Linked DNA regions of Homo sapiens: region 2 is linked to region 1. A link is an interaction called in ENCODE POLR2A ChIA-PET data of the cell type or tissue named here. Cell type or tissue: PC-9. All regions are shown on one strand. Each heading gives the region's core, and the rest is flanking DNA. Links, peaks and the distances in the headings are about the cores only.

Region 1 (2,909 bases), core at 171-2,670:
GCCGTGCGGAAGCGGGCCAGGAGGCGTGCCCGCTCCAGCTGGGCCCTGCGCTGCTCCATGCGTCGCTGCAGCACTGCCCACGCCTGCGTCACAGCTTGCTGCCTCTGCTGCACCGCATGGGCCTGAGGCCCCGGACACAGCTTCTGCACCCTGCCTGCAGTCTCCAGCAGTTCCTGCAGCTGCGGGAGGGGCAGGGAATAGGGAGGCAAGGGTCATGTCCTCCTGATTATCCCACAGATGTATCCCTTGCCTGGGAACTCTGGCCCCCTTGGGCCACGTCCTGCCATGCACAGGAGGCCCATGGGAGGCCCTGAGGGACAGTGGAAAATCTAGAGGAACAGGCAGGCCAGCCTGAGGGGGCTGCAGGGGCCTGGGTCGGAGAGGCAGCCAGCTGGGCTCACCTGCCGCTCGGTGCCCACGAGTTCTCGCTCCAGCCCCTGGTGGCTTCTCAGCTGCGCCTCCAGCCCACACAGGTCCCGTGCCACATTGTTGGGGAGGCTCGTGGCTTTCTCCTGAGGAAGGGAGAATGCCGAGGAGATGAGGGATGGAGCGTGGGCACTGAGCCTGGAGTGTATCCACTTCTAGCCACCCCTCCGGCTCACACCTGGACCTGGGTGAGGACTTCCAAGAGATCTCTGTGAACTCTGAGGGTGGTCTCGGTGTCTCGGAGCGCGTGGCCTCGGGCCTGGGTCAGCTCCCACAGCTCCGACCAGGCGGTCCTGCCCACGGCGTGTGGAAGACCAGCCGGGGATCAGCTGCCGGGCCGTGTCATTCCTCCCTCCCGCTAGGTCTGGTCAGCCCGCTCCTCTCTGAGTTGTATCGGGACTTGCCCAAAGCTCCTCCTTCTTAAAACCTCTCCCGCCTGTGGCCCTGCCTACGCACCTTCTTCCTGGGAGCCTGTCTTCTAGCTTTACCATGAATTCAGTGCTTTGCTGCTGTAATGCTCGGCACTGCATGGTATCTGTGCTGTGATACTCTTTACATCCTGTGCTTTGACTCACAGTGCGTCACCCAGGTTATGATCACAGACGCTTTGTGGGCAGAGGCCACATCTCTCCGTTCCTCGCTAACTCTGCAACTGGCTGAGCTCCTAAGGCTTCTGCCAGGCCAGGCTCTGGGCTAGGGGTTATGAGCAAGTCATGACCTTGCCTCAAAGCTCACAGGCTGGGAGTGGATCCAAATCAGCCAAGTGGACAGCTAGGAACCACACGAGGCATGGGCTGTCCCGAGTGAGCACAGGAGCTGGGGTAGCTCAGGGGAAGGCCCTGATGTCTGGCCCCACCATCTTCCCACAGCTCCTGCTCTCAATCCTGGGGGCAGGACTCTGACCTGCACACCCAGCCTCACCTTCCTTCACAGACCAGAGCCTGTGGCGGGCTCAGCTTCTCTGGAGCTAGGCCCCCTGCAGAGCCCCGTGGGCAGCCAGGGCCAGTGTGGCCCTCACAGCATGCCATCCTCTCTTACCACTCTGGGCCCTGCCTGCCCAGCTCCTTCCCCCAAACCCCATGCTGGCCTGGCCCGTTGGGCACTCACTGCAGATCCTGCTGCCTCTGACGGACCATGGGGCCAGCACTGTGCCCACGCTCTAGCAGGCTCTCCGCCAGCAGCCGGCAGGCGGCCACCCGCTGGCTGCCCATCTCCACTTGGTGCTGAAACTTTGCAAACTTGGTGCAGAGGTGCTGAGAAGAGGGGAGTGGGTGACAGGGTAGCCCCCAGCTGGTTAGGCGTCAAGCAGCCTGGGAATCGAGGCACCTCAGTGCCCAACTGGGTGATGTGGGCTTGGATAGCCACGGCGTCTGCCCGCTCCACTGAGGAGGCCCCACCTCAGCCAGGGCTCACCGCTCTGCTGCCACCTTCTTCCTCCGCCCCGCCAGAGCCAGCTTCCCCACCCCATAGGCTCTGCCTCAGGGCACCCTCCTTGACCCTGGCCCTCTTCTCACCAGGGCGTGCTCGGGGTCCTCTCCCAGGCTCTCCCCTCCTTTGGCTGCCTGCTTCTGGCTTGCCAGCCAGCCCTGCAGGTCCTCAGCCTCCCTCAGGAACTCATGCAGCCTCAGGGTCCCCTCCAGTTCCCGGTCCCTGTGGTAACAGTCCGTGGTTCCCCAGAAGTGAGTTGCCCACCCCCCTGGGGGCCAGTCGGGCCAGCCAGAGGGGCCAATCTGAAAACTGGGGTTACTCATGGTCTCTGTCCAAGCCTGCGGCTCACGATTCAGGGAGTAGTAGACACAGCAGTGCAGGTGTAGGGGCAGAGGAGGGTGTGGACGTGGGGAGATGGACTGCAGGGAGTTGTGGGGCCTCACTGAAGAATTTATGGAAAGAGGTGAGCAACACACACCCTTTTCCCAATGCATCTCTACAGCCTGGGGTCATGGGTTCTGATTGACTTTGGGCCATGGCATGGGAACAGTCAGCTGTGGCTAGGCCTCCTGTACCCACTGATGAGAGGGGTTATGGTGTCCTCACCGTGTGGCCGCCAACTCCTGCAGTGCCCGCAGCTGCTCCCGGAGCCTCTCCTGCACCACACGCTGCTGCTCAGGGACTTCGGGGCCAGTGAGGGTTTGGGCCGTCTGGTCAAGCTCCTCCATGGAGCTCCAGTAAATGGCTAGTTCCTCCTGTAGAGCCTATGATGCATGAGGACCCATGCCAGGCTCAGCCTGGGTGACTCATCCACCCACCTGTCCGTCCCCCACCCATCCAGTCACCAATCCTCATCCATTCACCCACCACTCACACGCCCATCCATCTACCTCAACTCATTCATCCACCCACCCAGCATCCATCTACCCATTACTGATGGAGTAAGTACTTATTGTTCCATAAAGTGAACACCTGGTCTGTGCCCACTGAGGGCTCATTATTTAGCAGGGAAAGGTGAATGCTGGCTAATCTGGGCCAAGGAAGGGAGGGCACAG
Region 2 (2,909 bases), core at 282-2,781, 90 kb after region 1:
GCCAGGCATGGTGGCGGGCGCCTGTAGTCCCAGCTACTCGGGAGGCTGAGGCAGGAGAATGGCGTGAACCCGGGAGGCTGAGCTTGCAGTGAGCCGAGATCGTGCCACTGCACTCCAGCCTGGGTGACAGAGCAAGACTTTGTCTCAAAAAAAAAAAAAAAAAAAAAAAAAAAAGAAATGGTTTGTGTGATGATAAACGAGATCTTAAAATATGTTCGTGCATACCTTGGCATCTGTGCATGGAGTTTGGGGGTTCAATTCATTGCTATTGCCTGAAACATTTTTAAAATAAGTTTTGGAAAGTTTCATGTAATATATTTTTCTTCAGAATACTTACTTGATCCACTATTTCACTAGGAGAGGGATGAAAAGGAAGAGTTACTACTTCTACTCTGATTTGATTTGAGCCTGGAAAGATGTTTTAAGAGCAGTTTCTGGCCGGGCACGGTGGCTCACACCTGTAATCCCAGCACTTTGAGAGGCTGAGGTGGATGGATCATGTGAGGTCAGGAGTTCAAGGCCACCCTGTGGCAAACACGGTGAAACCCCGTCTCTACTAAAAGCACAAAAATTAGCCGGGCGTGGTGGTGCGCACCTGTAATCCCAGCTACTCGGGAGGATGAGGCAGGAGAATTGCTTGAACCTGGGAGGCGGAGGTTGCAGTGAGCCAAAATTGCACCACTGCATTCCAGACTGGGTGAGACTCCACCTCAAAAAAAAAAAAAAAAAAGCAGTTTCTATTGTTTAATCTATCCTTGTGTTTCACACCAGGAAAAGTAAGTGGGAGAATCAAGCATTTATTACTTCCAAAGTCTTACAAGATAGGCCAAGATATATAAATATTTCCTAGCAAAACAGTATGACCTGCACTATCACTGCTTCTAGATACTAACAAATGACAGGTTACTCTGAAGCCGTACTGTACAGTTTATAATGCATTTCACACATTCAGCTTATTTCATCCTCACTGCCATGGGAGCAGGTATTTTTATTCCTAGTTTATAGAGGAGAAAACTGCTTATGCCAAGTTAAATAGCTTACAGGAGACCACATTAATACTGGGTAATGACTACTTTTAACATTTTGATGTATTTCCATCCCATCATTTTTCAGTAAATGTAATTTTCCTTTATAAAATTGAGATAAAAGTTAAACAATTTTGCATCTTGATTTTTCACCATTAGTCTTTCCTCATACCATTAAAAATTCTTTGAAAACATGATTTTTAATGGCTGCATACTATTCTAAGTTGAATATGTATCAATTTATTTTGTCATTTCCTGTTAGGCATTTAAATAGCTTTCTATTTTTTGCTGTTATAAATAATGCTGAGATAAACATCCCTGAACAAACATCTCATCTACTTAAAAAAGTCTCCTTTGAATTACTGAAAAACTAAGTTAGGCTGATCTTCACTTACATTTTTTTTTTTTTTTTTTTTTGAGATGGAGTCTTGCTTTGTCACCCAGGCTGGAGTGCAGTGGCATGATCTCAGCTCACTGCAACCTCTGCCTCCTGGGTTCAAGTGATTCTCCTGCCTCAGCCTCCCAAGTAGCTGGGATTACAGGCGTCCGCCACACACTGGGCTAATTTTTGTATTTTTAGTAGAGACGGGGTTTTACCATGTTGTCCAGGCTGGTCTCAAACTCCTGACCTCAGGTGATCTGCCCGCCTCAGCCTTCCAAAATGCTGGGATTAGAGGTGTGAGCCACCGCGCCAGCCTCACTTACATTTTAAATGTGAAAACTAAGTTTTATTTTCATTTTTCCTTTAGTTAAATCATTGACATGTTATCACCAGGACTGTTTGTTCAGATGATGTCACCTTTGAAACTGCTGTGCCTACTAAGGGAATGGACATTAGGTCATTGAACCAATAAACTGGAATTTGCTGGGTAAAACTTTTCGTATCTCAGGCTATTTTTCCAGCTATGGATGGGATTTATACTCCTCAGGGCTGAGATGTGCTTGAAAGCACACTGCTGTCTACCCACTGCCATTACCTGTAAGTTGCTCCACTCCACCTTCCATGCTGTTTTGGGAGGAGGGTGAAAGAAAGGGAGGGGAATTTCACTAGAATCAAATCAGTTTCTTACAGTTCTATTTGTTCTTCCAGTCTTTCAGTCATGCAATGACTATTTATTGAGTGTTTTTGATGTTGTAACTTGTAATTTAGGAGTATGACAACAGACTTTAGGTTGTAAACTCTTTGATCTGGGAGTACTGTAAATCGTCATGAGGAGGTTATGGAACACAGCATATCCCAAAGTTACTTGACTATGGAACCCTTTTATTTTCTTTGAACACTTACGAATGATCTCCCACAACTGCATTCCACAGAACATAGGTTAAAGGAAAAGGCTAAAAGGCATCTAACAAACTCCATATCCATTTTGTTTTTTTCTCCAAATAGAATCATTTAAATGAAATCCTTTTAAAACTAGTAATAGATAATTTCTTAATGCAATTAATTTATAGATAAGAAGCCACCAGCTGACATAATCTCTTAAGGTGAAATAACATAGGCAATACCATTAAGATTAGAAGCTTGATATGAATGCCTACTTCCTGGTATTATGAAATATGGAACAGAAGGGGAGACAAAGTAATCATGAAGGTAACTGATACAGTTATCTATCTAGAAAACCTAAGAGAATCTACTGACAAGCTGTCAGAATAACTTCTTGAGTCAAATGACCAGATATAAAACAAAAATGTACAACTCAGTAGCTTCCTTACATATCAGCAATACCCTGCCAAAAAAAATAAGAGAAATAAAAAGCCCATTCATAAGAGCAACAGGGCATAAAATACCTAATACATTAATAAGAGCTCCATAGGACCTGTATGAGTAAATCAATCACTTTTCCAAGAAGGTCTGCGTTAAAGCAATGGTGAGCTGCTGCTTGG

The links. Peaks named below come from ENCODE experiments on the same cell type or tissue, not always from the same donor. Only the 100,000 strongest peaks of a DNase experiment are listed, where the experiment ranks them.
Region 2: POLR2A ChIA-PET joins it to region 1 with 18 read pairs; 4 of 35 experiments call an interaction of 5 or more read pairs at or near these places.

What each region holds. Positions count from the first base shown.
Region 1 is chr15:41,869,842-41,872,750 of GRCh38, forward strand. It overlaps SPTBN5 (spectrin beta, non-erythrocytic 5), which reads right to left. Exons shown (of 68, transcript NM_016642.4): 27 at 2,461-2,618; 28 at 1,941-2,076; 29 at 1,534-1,679; 30 at 605-719; 31 at 402-512; 32 at 1-179. Among named protein-coding and RNA genes, the nearest start is that of MIR4310, 4.7 kb to the left of the region's middle. RefSeq lists a silencer at 1-173. In PC-9, for the core only: no CTCF peak of the experiment used is centred there; no DNase peak of the experiment used is centred there.
Region 2 is chr15:41,959,250-41,962,158 of GRCh38, forward strand. All of the region lies in intron 1 of EHD4 (EH domain containing 4), which reads right to left. Among named protein-coding and RNA genes, the nearest start is that of EHD4, 12 kb to the right of the region's middle. In PC-9, for the core only: no CTCF peak of the experiment used is centred there; no DNase peak of the experiment used is centred there; H3K27ac peaks cover 489 bases.